Linked DNA regions of Homo sapiens: region 2 is linked to region 1. The links are chromatin contacts, found by Hi-C or POLR2A ChIA-PET in ENCODE. All regions are on one chromosome and are shown on one strand. Each heading gives the region's core, a stretch centred on a gene start or an enhancer-like site at or near the end of the contact. The rest is flanking DNA. Distances are from core to core; before and after follow the strand shown.

Region 1 (7,563 bases), core at 444-2,943:
TGTTTTGTAGTTCTCCTTGAAGAGGTCCTTCACATCCCTTGTAAGTTGGATTCCTAGGTATTTTATTCTCTTTGAAGCAACTGTAAATGGCAGTTCACTCATGATTTGGCTCTCTGTTTGTCTGTTATTGGTGTATAAGAATGCTTGTGATTTTGCACATTGCTTTTGTATCCTGAGCTAACACTTGCTAAATGCCAGTCACTGTTCTAAGAAATCAGTATGTTATTTACTAACTTATTTGATTCCATGAAAGCCCTATAAGATAGGTCACTATTATTATCTTCATTTTACAGAGGAGAAATCTGCTCATGGTTCTGTAGTGGTACAGATGAGAAAACAATTAAGTAATCTGCTCATGGTTGCGCTGCCATTAAGTAGTGAAGGCAGGATCTGAACTCAGGTACTCCAGTCTCATAAAGAACATGCTTTAATACTACTACTAATTTTCTCCTTCCAATGATGATCTTTCCTCCATTCTACCTCTGCTATCCACTTCCACTGTCATACTGTGAACCCTCACATCACCTCAACCTGCCTCATCTTGAAATCACTAATTCAGGCATCTCACCCTCTGACCAACTTCCTGTCTCTCCAGAGAAGTTATAAAACAACAATAAAAGTAATAGTAATAATAGCATTTATATAGCCTAAGTGCTCTTCACAAGTTAACTTATTTATTCCTCACAATTCCCTGGCAAATGTAGGTATTATTACAACTGTTTTACAGATGAGGAAATTGAGGCAAAGGAGGTTAGGTGACATGCTCAAGGCCACACAGCTTATGGGTGGCAAAGCCAGAATTTGAACCCAGACAGTCAGGCTCCAGTGTTCACATCCTTAACTATTGTGTTAAGGATGATAAGCCTGGAGTTGAGGGAAAAGTTATTATCCCACTTAGGAGTTAACAAAAAAATCCATGCCTAACTCATGTTCCAAATATTTGTTTATCTGTTTGTTTGAAAGAGCCTCTAACATGATTTGCATATTCACTCATATTGAGAACCACAAATTAGATCATTTAAACAGCCACATGTTGTCGCTCATAAGTGGGAGTTGAACAATGAGAACACATGGGCACAGGGAGGTGAACATCACACACCGGGGCCTGTTGGGGGGTTGGGGGCTAGGGGAGGGATAGCATTAGGAGAAATACCTAATGTAGATCACGGGTTGATGGGTGCAGCAAGCCACCATGGCAAGTGTATACCTTTGTAACAAACTTGCATGTTCTGCACATGTACCCCAGAGCTTAAAGTATAATTAAAAAAAAATAGTCTCCCAATCTGGAGTTCTGGTCAAGTTTAACCCTATTGTTTGTTGTCCTGCTGGCCTTGGTTAGAATTGCTTCACATAAACAGGACAGGGCTGGGCTTGAGAGTGTCAGCATTATGACTTGTCCAGTTAAATGAAAAAAGCATCATTGTCAGTAGCTTGGCAGGGCTGGAGCAAGAAAGGATGGACAAATTTCTTGATACAGACATGATACCTGACGTGTTATTACTTGTGTTCATCTGATTTAATCCAATAGCTAGGAAGAAGACTAACTGATTAGCTGGGAATAGCTCAGGGCAGCAGTTTGCAACTCATTAATATGATGGCTTCTACTATAAGAAGAAAGCAGAATGAGAAATGCAAAGTAAAGAAGGTATTCTTGGCATGGGTCCAGGGGAAAAGCAGTCTGGCTGAAACCATTCAGTTTCGTCAGTCAGGAAGCAGCTATCTACGTAAACAGGAAGTAGAGAAGGTTGCAGGAGAGGGCAGTGGTTAGTTGGTGACAAACAAGAGCTGATACCAGATGGGTGTAAGTGGTTACATGTAAAAGAGATTCTGATAGAGGCCCAGACATTGCATGTTAATTATCCCGGCCTTCTCCTGGGAGAGCTTGTTTCACCAGAGTGTCTATGCAACATGTGTTGAGTCCTATTCTCAAATAGATACTTCCTTTAGAGCCTGGTTTTTGCCAGTTGTCTGCTGGGTAGTTTTATTTTATCTCATTGAATCATCTCAACATTCTGTGAGGATGGGATTAGGTGAAGAAACCAGCTCAAAGGGATTAAGTTACCTGGCCTAAATTCATTTACATCATGCTATTATACAACACTTTGGAAACTGTCTCCTCTCTTAAAAGTAACTATTAGGTATAACCTATTAGAAAGAAGGTATGTTGACATTCTAGAGATGCCATAACAAATTGCTACAAACCTCGTGACTTAAAACAACATAAATCTATCCTTTTACTATTCTAGAGGACAGAAGTCTGAAATCAAGGTATTGGCAGGGCCATGATCCTTCTGAAGGTTCTAGAAGAGAATGCTTCTTTGCCTTGTCCAGCTTCTGATGTCTCCAGGCATTCTTTGGCTTCTAGCTACGTAACGGCGATCTCTACCTTCATCTTCATATGGCCTTTCCTCTTTGTCTTTGTCTTTTACTCTTCTGTCTGTTATAAGGATACTTGGAATTGGATTTAAAATCCATCTGGATGATCTCATTTCAAGATCCTTAACTTAATTACAGCTGCAAAGACTTTTTTTTTTTTTTTTTTTTTTTAAATAAGGTAACATTAACAGGGGCCAAGTATTAGGACATGGACACATCCTTTTTGGGGCCAACTTTCGACCAACTATAAGAGGTGTCACTATTATAATATAAATGCAGATTTTGTAGTATTTTAATAACAACTAAGGAATTGAGAGGAGTATGTCTTGATTAGAGTTTCCATGTCTAGATCTCTATTCTTTAAAAGAATAAACTTTTACAAAATGCTAGTTCCCCTAGAAACCCCCCTCAAACCTTTGGCCTATTAGAATTTCAGAGCAAGAGGGGCATGTGATGCAAAGGCACATGTACTTTGAAAATGCCCTCCAAGTGAACATGATATATCCTTCCTACAAGCTACACACCCACATGTGTTTGAGAATTGCTTCTCTGAGGAAATGCCATTCCCAGGCTGATGGATGGGTAAGAGGGAACTTCAAGGTACACTGATTGTGTGCTGAGGAAAGGGAGAGAAAAATCTGTCTGCAGTGATAATGGAGGCCACAAATTGGGTTGATCTGAAGAACCTCAAATCCAAAGAGCAGGGCTGGAAAGAAAGATCTGATTACTACAAGAGAGCGACACTGTTGCTCATGTGATCTGTCTGCAATACAAATGTAATCATGTCACTCTCGCTTGAGATCTCATTGGCTGTCTATGAATAATGGATGATTTTCAGATTCCAGAACACAACACACAAGGATTTCACAAGCTGGCTTCTACCTACTATTTTAGAATCATCTCTCACCACTCTCCCTCAAAGACTGTCTGCTCCTGCCATACTAAAATTCTTGCTATTTCTCAAACACGTCTTATCCTTTATTGCCTTCCTAGCCTTGAACATGCTGTTCCATCTGCTTGGAATGCTATTCTCTGCTGGATAATTCCTGCTACACCTCAAGACCACTTTTCCTGCCACTCCATCTTCTGTCCTGCATTAAAAAGCCTCCTTATTCTCTTCAATAAGTTGGCATCTGCCTCTGCTGTGATTCTAAGTCACTCCATTCATAGGAACTGTTGGCCTTGTGTCCCATCTTAACTTCCCCTGAGTCCAGTACTTTGAGAGCTTCTAGAAAGATAAAACTGTGTCATACTCATCCCTAAATCTCCAGTGCCTAGTAAGTGCTTAATAAACATTTGCTGAAAAATGAAAGGATCAGATCATTATGGCTTCAAGTCTGAAATACATACTTGGTTTGGTGATAGTGGGATCCAGGCTTTAGATCTTAAGCCTGTCAGACTGGAGCCATAGGCAGAGAAGAACACAAGGGAGTAAGTCTGGAAGAGGCACAAGAAGAGGGAATTGTAGGAAACTGAGAGATTATCCAGTTTGGAGGCATAATGGGGGTTGTTTAAGAAGATTAGGAGCCCTCAGTTCATTCTCCCATCTTCAGCATGGAAACTACTGAAGTGGAATCGTGTTGGGATTCCCCTTAATACCAGTGGCAACACATCAGGAGTGATAGGAATGACAGATGAACTACAGATAGAAAGTGTCATACTGACACCAGGGAGCTATGTAGTTATGGGATGAATCGAGGGAAAGAGGACAAAGGGAAACACATATGAGAGAACCTTTAGAAAGTTCCCAAATAAGAAAAGAGGGATTTGATGTTGGGTCCCATTGGCTGGTGTACATATATTGGCTGGTGAATAGTCTACTATATTCTTGGTAGCTGTCATTCTCAGCCAATTCTGACGAAAGTGAACTACATTGCCCACCCTTGCATTTGTTCTAAGGGCATATAATTCATAGGCTGGCAACCTCTAATGAAGTCTTGGTATGAGAGCTTTTCTTAAAAGGATGTTAGTATCATCTGAATCAGTTGGCTCAAGCAGCACAGTGTAACAGTTAGGAATCCAAGGTCTAAAACCAAAGTGTACACCAATTAGACAAGTTAATTAACTTCTATGTGCCTTCGATTTCCTCTTTAGTAAAATGGATATGATAATACCAGTACATACTTCATGAGGTTGCTTTTGAGATTCAGATGGGCTAATATGAGTAAAACCCTTAATAAGAGTGATCAGTAAGTGTTATCTATGTTATAACTATTCAGAGGCAAATACACTAAAAAAATCACCTTCTGAGTTGAAATAATAATAATTATTTTTCCAGCATATAAGGACCTGTATTAGTCAAGACTCAGTTGCAACTGCCAGAACCCAACTCAAAATAGCTTAAGAAAAAAAGAGGTTTTTATTGATTTGTCTGTCTGAAAAGCCCAGGATTATCTGTAGTAACTTCAGTATTGTTTCAGGGTTGCAAAGTCACATTATTAAGACTTGGCTTCTTTATATCCCTTAGCTCTGCTTTCTTCTATACGAATTTTATTCGCAGGCAGTTTCCTCTTATAGAAGCAAGATGGTTGTTGGCAATGCCACACTTGCATTTCCACACAACTTAGTAACTTTCAACTTAATAACCCCAGTAGAAGGTCCAGCAAAAACTTTGCCCCTGATTCTTATTAGCCCAAATTGGATCACGTACTTATTCCTGAACCTGGATCATGTGTCTACTGCTGAGTGAGCAGAAAACCTTTCCACAAAGGCAAATCAAGGTTTGGTTACCTTGATCTGCAGAAGAAAGGCAATTGAGGCAGATAGGGATAGATTCAGATTTTATGGAACTGAAAGCCTTATAATTTTGGGGTCTTCTTTAATTAAAAAAAATACAAATTTAAAAACAGGTATAAAAGTTGGTTTTATTTAGAATGAGAAAATAAATCCCAACAAATTATTGAACTCTTGGAGATTTAGGTTCTTTACTTCTTAGATCGATTTAGACAATTTACCAGAAATGCTAATATATAAATGCTTGTTGATTGTAACCTGGCTTTCTCTCCCCACCTAGAATACTCCATAACTCCCAGCACCTCCCATGCAACTGAAGGCTTCTGAAGCTTAAGCTTTGTTAGTTTCACAATATAATCCACCTCTGGACACAGGGCAAGCAAAAACAAAACAACAACAACAACAACAACCAAAAAACCCCTAGCAAATATCCACTTCATACATTTCTTCCTTTTCTTTTTTTTTGAGATGGAGTCTCACTCTATCACCACGCTGGAGTATAGTGGCGCCATCTTGGCTCACTGCAACCTCTGCCTCCCAGGTTCAAACAATTCTCCTGCCTCAGCCTCCCAAGTAGCTGGGATTACAGGCACACGCCAACAGGCCCAGCTAATTTTTTTTTTTTTTTTTGTACTTTTTAGTAGAGATGGGGTTTCACCATGTTGGCCAGGTTGGTTTCAAACTCCTGACCTCAAGTGATCCACCCATCTCGGCTTCCCAAAGTGTTAGGATTACAGGCGTGAGCCACTGCTCCCAGCCTCATACACTTCTTAATAGCAGATTCCTTATTTTAAAGAATGGGCAACTGAATGTATATCCAAGTAACTCTGCTCAGTCCACCACATCTGGAGAACCCTGGGTCTTGGCAGTACAAATGATCATCATTTTGTACTTTGTGGCGACGGCCAAACCCAGCTGGATTTTTGCTACACTGATTTTAACAGCTCTGCGCTCACGTAATTCGGTGCTTTAAAAGGCCATGTTTTATTTGGCACTGATGCTTTCAACAAACTTACAGGGACCATTGGCCCCAGGAGCCAAAAGCTGAACCTGTGCTGCTACAGCTCCTGGCCCTGTCCTAATTTCCTCTTCTTCTTCTCTGCTGTTTCTTCTACCTTTCACTTCTCTTCTTCCTCTTTGTTTTCCTCCACCTTTTCTTCTTCCTTCTCCTCTTCTTCCCTGATTGTTTTGACAGATCATTGAGTTCAGACAGTACATCACACATGAGGCCTAAATTATGAATAAATTCCATTGACGTCAGGCCGTTTGTACATCCAGTGAACTTGGCTCAATTTTTGGCATCTCTAAGCCGTGTACACTGGAGATGCAGACGAGTGCCTTCAGGGCAACAGAGGCATTCCAGATGGTGGCGTTCAGATAGACTCCCCAACACACTGCCTCCCATCTGGGCCAGCGCTCAGAATGCCATAAGCCACTCTCAGCACATCCCCAAAGCTGCTGTTGACTCTTGGAAGGAGTGCAGCAAACATACTGTGACTTATCAGGGCAAACCTGCAGATGATTAACTTTGGGCTCATTATATGCTGCATTTCCACCCAAGTGGACTCCAGGCTGGGGGTAAAAGCAGGGTAGGAGAGAGGGCAGACAGAGTGAAACAACAGGAGTTAGGCAGCAATTATAAAAGTTTTCCCCAGCAAAGGAGACACAACATTAGGAGAAAAGTAGACGTTTAAAAATAGGCAAACATAAGTTAAAGTCCCTGCTATTTCACTCATTACTTGTGTGCACCTGTTAGGTTGTGGTAGATATCTGCTCAGTATTTTTCCCACACCCCTGCTTCTGAAAACGGCAGCCTCTTTTCACTTGGGGGACTCCTTTACTACTCCACATGGCTTCAGGGCTCATACCCTCCTACCCTAACCTCATCTGTCTCCTAGGGAGTGATTATCCCCAGCAGAGCCAATTACAGTGTCACAGCCCCCTGGACACAGCAAATAAGCACGTGGCTAATGCCAGTCCATAAAGTCCTTCTTTGAAAGTTTTTTAAAAAAATTCTATATTGGATCAAAGCTATGTAAGAATGTTAATATACCTTACAACTCCAAAATAAGGGAGAAAGGAAAATCACTGTCATACCAGCTGGGAGAAATGGAGACATTCAAAGTCAAAAAGCGATGCCTTCACTTTTCTGAATCACTGCCATAGCTACCTAGATTTATGGAGGCAATGTGGGATTATACATATGTGAATTTTCCTGGCAGCTAAAAGTTATCCCTTCAGAGGTAAAAGGACCTCTCTTTTTGTTTTTAAACCACGCTATTCGCAGGCTTTTCTAAAATATTTCACATATTTCCCTTACTTTTTAAGTGGAAGATACCACATTTAGCCTCTTCCGGATGGCTCAGAGGCATCAAAATAAGTGTCAGTTAATAGGCTATGTGATAATATGGTTTGGAGTGTTTTTTTTGTTTTTTGTTTTTTTTTTTTTTTTTT
Region 2 (6,878 bases), core at 102-2,601, 34 kb after region 1:
AAATTAGCTATGTTCTGTGCATAGCTAAAGTGGAAAAGTATAAATAGTAGAGCTAGGGCAACAAAACAAATTCTACAATGAAGGATTTTTTGTTTCTCAGTTTTTAGAGTAAAACTCTATGCCTTAAACTGTCCTTAAAATCATCTATGAATACAGCCTGTCTCCGATATGGAACCGGCCTCTTGACAAATGAATACAATTAGGTCAGGTGTGCATTTTTTTGTTGGATCCCAGGACCACAGAATTGGGTTAATCCTAATCTTTGGTAATGACACATACTCCTCACTAGATTGTTCCTTCCTTTCCTCCTTCCCACCCTCCCTTCCATGCTCTCTCTCTCTTCTCTCCTTCTCTCCCTTTCTGCTCTGCCATCTTCCCAACTTTGTCTCTTTTCAAGGGAGTCTTGTAACATTGATACCTTATTTTGAGTGGAATAGAACTTTTGGATTCTCCAGCCTCTATCCCCTTCCTTTCCCAGGCAATTGTCTTTATTTGTGCTGAGTTTGGAGTTGGAATAAACACTGAAAGTGACAGACTTGCCACATCTGGAGGAAAAAACAGCTGTTTTTTGGTTTCCCCCAAAATTGTAAGTGCATCTCTAAAGCTGAAAGGAAGTGCATGGTTTTGACTCAAACTCTGCCCTGTTTGCCAGCCCCAGGGAGTCTTGGTTGAGCTAGGAGGAATGTAACAAAACCTGACAACAGACAAGTATGATGTGGTGTGAAGTTTTATTATGAAACTTATGTGTAGTTCTGCTTTTCACCCAGTTGTGTCATAGGAAAACAAAACATTCATTTCAGTTTTTGCTAACCATGGTGTTTAGAATAGCAGAAAAATATAATTTGTATTTAAATATTATGTAGTGTAACACACAATTCTCATAAGATGTTGAAATTGTAGTATGTATTGATTCATAAGTCAGTTTTAAACTATTTCCTTACTTTCCTTCAATTGAAAGTATGATCATATATGTATTATCGTGTACAATATATCTATATAAAATATATACATTTAAAACAGGAAAGAGACATTTAATTATCATATAAGCAGTTTATCTGCATTAAAGAAACATTAGATAAAGCAGAAAATTAGAAAAAAAATGTATGGAGCAGTTTCTTAATTCATTCTACTAGCAACTGATATTGTGCTAGGTGAAAAGAAAAATACATAGATGACTAGGACATAGACTGTACCCTCTAGGAAAGAGATATAAATAAAATATTTTTTAAATATTCAACAGAAATTTAAAATTTGTCAAGCATTTTTAGTATCCTCTGTATCTTCCTGCTACCTTTAACTTAGTCATTTAGAGTAGGCTATGTTTACCCAGAGATCATATGATCTGTGGGTGACTGGGCCTGGTCATAATTTAACTTGAGGTCCAGTCCTCTTTAGACCATGTGCCTATACTTCCTTCCTTAGAAAGGGCAGGAGTTAGGAAGAAATCTTTCCATTTATTTTGTGGGCCGGGCGGGCTGGGCAGATGAGTGATAAAAGATGCAGTGTCAATGGTGCCCATTGAAGACAAGGAACTACATTAAGATGGAGATAGGGAAGGAACATGGTTATGCAGTGTATTAATGACTCATTCCAAATTTCACTGGATGGACAACCACCAAAGCAGAACATTTTTTCTAAAGTTATTTTGAATAGAGGATTTTAACAAATAAAGTCTGTAATAAAGTTAATAATGTAAAATACAGTAATAAAGTCAATAATTTTAAATAGGTTTATTAAGTCACATATTGGTCATGTATAAAGTTAGGAGTTAAAAATCAATTTTTTTTTAAAAATTGAGATGGAGTCTTGCTCCAGGGAGGCAGAGGTTGCAGTGAGCCGAGATGGTGCCCAGGCTGGACTGCAGTGGCACCATCTCGGCTCACTGCAACCTCTGCCTCCCAGGTTCAAGTGATTCTCATGTCTCAGATTCCCAAGTAGCTGGGATTACAGGTGTGCACCAACATGCCCAGCTAAATTTTTTGTATTTTTAGTAGAGACGGGGTTTCACCATGTTGGCCAGTCTGATCTCAAACTTCTGACCTCAGGTGATCTGCCCACCTCGGCCTCCCAAAGTGCTGGGATTATAGGCGTGAGCACTGTGCCCAGCCAAAAATCAACTGGTTCTACTGTGCCTCATTATGTGGTATTAAGGACAGACTTCCATTGGTTTCAGATAATCAGAACTATATTTCTGAGATTTCAAAATAATTATGTAGGAAATTACACAAAAGAAGTAAAGTAGTGAAACCCTATACCTGTGCTCATTTTATACAGCAAAGAACTGGAAGAACAGTATTTCAGTTCTTTTTAAGTAAGGTGGTTGAGGCCTCTGGACACAAAGGAGAAACAGGCAGTTGTCTAAATAATTCTGGCATCTTCCACAAATGAAACAAAAGTAGACCATTTGTAATTCTCTTGATTACAGTTTTTCATACATTTATATATGAATATCACATTTATAACAAAATCAAAATTACTTTATCACACTCTGCTGCTTTCATTTATCCTTCTACCTATCCATTCATCCAGTAAATATTTATATTGAACTTACTATGAGAAAAGAACTCTGCTTGTCACAGTATTATCAAATGTCTCAGTTGAAGAACAATTGCATGTCACTGGGATATGGGTTTAAATAATAAAATGAAGCTTTCATGGAAAATTTGGATATTATTTACAAAATAACCAAGTGTTAAATATAACAAGCAAACAGTACTCAGTTTTAAAAACTGAGGGTTGTTTGTTTTTTTAAAAAATACTCCTAAACTACCATGCAATTCTGAGTTAGGAGTTTCTATTATTAACAAACAGATGAAAAACTCTCCCCTGGTAAGAAGTGTCATCAGTGGATTTATTTCTAACTCTGTGGTTTATTTCATTATATGATGAGTAACATTTTTTCCTTTGTTACAGAGGTTGAGAAAAATTTGGTGAATATGTTTCATATAAGCTGAAAAAAAAAACCCCAAATAATGAATTGTTCTTCTTCAGACTGTATATCTGGCTCCTAGATCTCTCTTCAGAGCCTGGCCTTCTACTGTTCATTGCCAACTAGATATTTCTGTTAGTGATCCATAGGCATAATAAACTCAGTACGCAGAAAGATGAAATCCATGCAGTCTCACACAAAGCTACTCTGCTTGAATTTTCTCTCCTAATTAATAGTACCACCATCGATCTAGTTTCTCAAGCTAGAAATTTGATTCTCATCTAGAGCCTGCCTTTTTCTGCATTCCTCATAGTTACTAGGTCATCCAGTTCTGTTCATTAAATCTTCAGAAAATGCCTAGAATCTTTGCTTCCTTATCACTGCCACTGCTTTAGTTCCATTCACCTTTATCTTGCCTGGACTATGGCAAAGATCCCCAAAATGATCTTCCTGCCTTTAGTCTTTCAGTACTCTAGTCCATCCTTTACACTGCCATTGGAGGGATCTTTTTCTAACTTAAACTATGCTCATGTCACTCTCTTTCTCTGAAAGTTTCTGAGCGGATCCTCATTAACTACAGGATCGAGTCCAGTCATTTTAGCATGGCACTTAAGAGCCTTTATAATCTGATCCTAACTTTTCTTTTCAGACCCATCTCTCCAAAAGCATCATGTGCTTCTGCCAAATGGGATTGCTTGTCTGAATATATAGCCCATGCAAGTTCTTTTGTATATCTATGAGATATTGACAATGCTATCCTTTTGCCTAAAATGTCTTATTCACTTCTCTATTTGGTAAACCCCTACTTATCCTTCAGTGCCTATCTCAAATATAACCTCCTTTAAAAGGTCTTTTATGAAATCTTAAGAAAGTGTTAGTCCCTTCGCTTCTGTGCTGGGTTGTTCTTTGCTGGCCACTTGAGATCCCCTCTCCAGCATTCTCTACTTGCCCTGCGTCCTCAGAGGTTGACCTCTTTGGATGACAGTAACAGGTTTCCTTGTCCTCTGACTTTCTGGTAGATTTGAACAGTGGGACACGCTGAAAGAAACTCAGAGGACAGAAGAGTACAATTGTAATATTTTCCTACATCCCTCTCTTCCAGGCCTTGGATTGGCAGGGGCTGCATTACCTGAAACAGAGTTCCTGTGAGGTAGCTCTCTCCTATAGCTTGCTTTCTGAAGTTTGGTAATAGCTCTTTCCCTTTGTTTCTTCAGGCCTAGGTGTAGGAGCAATTTTCACTGTTGATGCTTCACTGTCCTTAACTGCCTATACCTTTGTAAATAAATTCCTTATTAAACTCTCTTTAATCACTCCTTTTCAGTATGCCATCTGTTTCCTGTCCTGACTGGTCCACTTCTGTGGTACCATTTAGATCTCTTTTTAACTGTACTTAATACTTTGTATTCCAATTGTTTTAGCCTACCTGTTTGTTTCCCTCATTGAACTCCTGAAAGGCAGATCTGAATCCAGGGAAAGAATCATTGTGACTAGGTGGGAAAGAGCCTTCTCTTCCTAGGAGGGTTTTGCAAAGACCGCAGTAGGACACGCAGAGGCCAGAGCAAGAGGGGATCTCTAGAATGTGCAGATAACCTGAGGGACATGGGATTAATCTTTGAGAATCAAGTAAAGAGCTGCCTGCCTGCCTTACCCATGGAAATCAGAGGCATCAACCTCAAACCAATTTGGGCTGAAGTCTGAGATGCTTGGCCTGGCATCTGGCACCTACTGATACAATCTTCCAAATTTCATCCAGTAAAGAGCCAAGAACTATAAACAAAAGGGCAACGACTGTAAGAACTGTGTAAGATTTCTTAAACTTCCCTAACTATTGGAGGTGAGAGTTGGAGGATCCCAACAGTTTTTTTTTTTTTTTTTTTTGAGACAGAGTCTTGCTCTGTCACCCAGGCTGGAGTGCATGGTGCCATCTTGGCTCACTGCAACCTTCACCTACCAGGCTCAAACTATTCTTGTGCCTCAGCCTCTGAGTAGCTGTGATTACAGGCAAGCACTACCATGCCCGGCTAATTTTTATACTTTTAGTAGGGATGGAGGTCTCACCATGTTGGCTAGGCTGGTCTCGAACTCCTGACCCAAATGATCTGCCTGCCTCGGCCTTCCAAAGTGCTAAGACTACAGGTGTGAACCACTGTGCCCGATCAGATCCCAATAAATATTAATAACACTTTTTCCTGCTTGAGTTTTCAACAAATTGAGAAATAAGATTACAATAGATAAAGGTTAAAATAATAATAATAGTAATGATAGCTCAAACTTCTGGAGAAGTTATTTTGTAACAGGCACTGTTCTATGTGCTTTAGATATGTTAAATCACTTAATCCTCACATCATCCTGTGAGTAGATACTATTAGCCCTATTTTGTAGGTGGAGAAATTGAAGCCCCAGGGAGGTTAAGCAACTGACCCAAAGTCTCATGGCTATTATTAAGTAGCAAACCCAGGGTATGAACCAGTTTGGCTCCAGAGTCTATGCACCTAACCACTACATTATATTGCCTCTTGAGAAATAACACATTTAGTACAGATTAAACTGATGGTGGAGAATGTCGTTTGTATCTATGAACAAAAGGGATTCCTAATAGTGAACCCCTAGTCACAGACAGTGCTGGACTTCTCTAGGCTTCCTTACATGAAGCCAGTCTGTGAAAAACACAGGGCATGGAAGAACAGAAGTTATCTTCTTTTCAGGCTGCCTGCTGAGAGTGGGTGTGGAGGGAGAAAATAAGGGGCTTGTGTTGCATGCCCACTTTCTTTTTTCATACTAATCAATCAGATTAAGTAATTTCTCCTTCTCTGGGAAGGAAAGAGTTGAGGGGTGGACAAAGTTTAGGGAATACCACACTAGTGGAATCTTCTCCATCTGGAAGGAAACACCAAAAATTGGGAAGGGATATTTCCCCCAATGTAGCATCCCTATATTTATTACTGTTAATTTCTTTTTTTAGTTCTCAATATCAATGCTACATTGTACTATAATCATTTGCTTGTCTGTTTCTACTTCCCCCTTCCTTCCTCAACCATGTGATTCTTAACAGCAGAAATCTTTTTCTATTAATCTCTGTTTCTCCAGTGACTGGCACAGGGTAAGCACTCAATAATTGCTTGTTAAATGAAAGAGTGAATAGACATTTCTCTCTAATTCTGAGAGAATACAGAAGTAAGAATTTAATACACACTAAGACTGTTAGCTCAGAAATAGGTTAGCTGCTTCAGAAAATCAGCTACTTGGTTTGAGTTCATCTTCAGCCTCTTTATTGTCCTTTTTTTTTGAAATATATATATACATATATATACGTATATATATATATGTGTGTGTGTGTGTGTGTGTGTGTATATGGGGTTAACAAGTGAGCTGGACAAGCTGAAAGCTTCTTACTGTTACCGCTGCTGTGACTCATGGCTTTACTGAAACTGGAATCAGGAGAGGTGTAAGGAACAACACAGCCTGGGAGCTTGGCACATACCTTGATTATTCCTTGCCTAGGAGAGAGAAGTACAGTGTGGAGGACATGGGCTTTGGTGTCAACCTGGTTTTGAAAATCTATTTTGCAACTTACTAGCTGATGACTTTGGCCAGATTATGTTTGTAGCATAGAAACTATGTTCTAGTAGTTTTTAGGCAATTTCCTTCTGTGAGGACATCATTTGCTTTTCAGAAAGATTCCCATTTGACCGCTTTTATGGAATTACTCATGCTCTAGCCTATGGCCTCCTTTTCCATTTTTGAAATATGCCTGCTTTATCTTCCAGACATCAGATTCTGCTGTCTGATAGCATGTAATTATCGAGAAATGTGATTATTCCTCTTACTTCTTTAATTTATCCTGCTTTTCTAGCTTGTGATTGTATCTCAATTAACTATTTCCTTAGTTACTGATTGACTTAATGGAATCCAGCTTCATTGACATAATTTGTGAACTTTGGCTACCACT

What was found. Hi-C counts contacts between places; a loop is a spot of excess contacts on that map. ChIA-PET counts read pairs that join two places held with the same protein, here RNA polymerase II (POLR2A). Pooled maps may share reads with other maps.
Region 2: a loop to region 1 is called in a map of heart right ventricle, with 14 times the contacts of the local background. The contact joins two enhancer-like sites. A Hi-C loop is called at or near these places in 5 of 168 maps with a recorded cell type or tissue (CD4-positive, alpha-beta T cell, CD8-positive, alpha-beta T cell, HepG2 and 2 more), 5 of 37 single-sample maps with no recorded cell type and 13 of 50 pooled maps. POLR2A ChIA-PET finds 5 or more read pairs at or near these places in 14 of 52 experiments (CD4-positive, alpha-beta T cell, CD4-positive, alpha-beta memory T cell, CD8-positive, alpha-beta T cell and 10 more).

The regions. Positions count from the first base shown.
Region 1 is chr11:14,576,963-14,584,525 of GRCh38, forward strand. It overlaps a transcript of PSMA1 not described here. Among named protein-coding and RNA genes, the nearest start is that of PSMA1, 60 kb to the left of the region's middle. Within about 2 kb of position 1,694, at least 10 of the 41 ENCODE cell types and tissues checked have a DNase peak (open chromatin) inside an H3K27ac peak, as active enhancers do.
Region 2 is chr11:14,611,445-14,618,322 of GRCh38, forward strand. It overlaps a transcript of PSMA1 not described here. Among named protein-coding and RNA genes, the nearest start is that of PDE3B, 29 kb to the right of the region's middle. Within about 2 kb of position 1,352, at least 2 of the 41 ENCODE cell types and tissues checked have a DNase peak (open chromatin) inside an H3K27ac peak, as active enhancers do.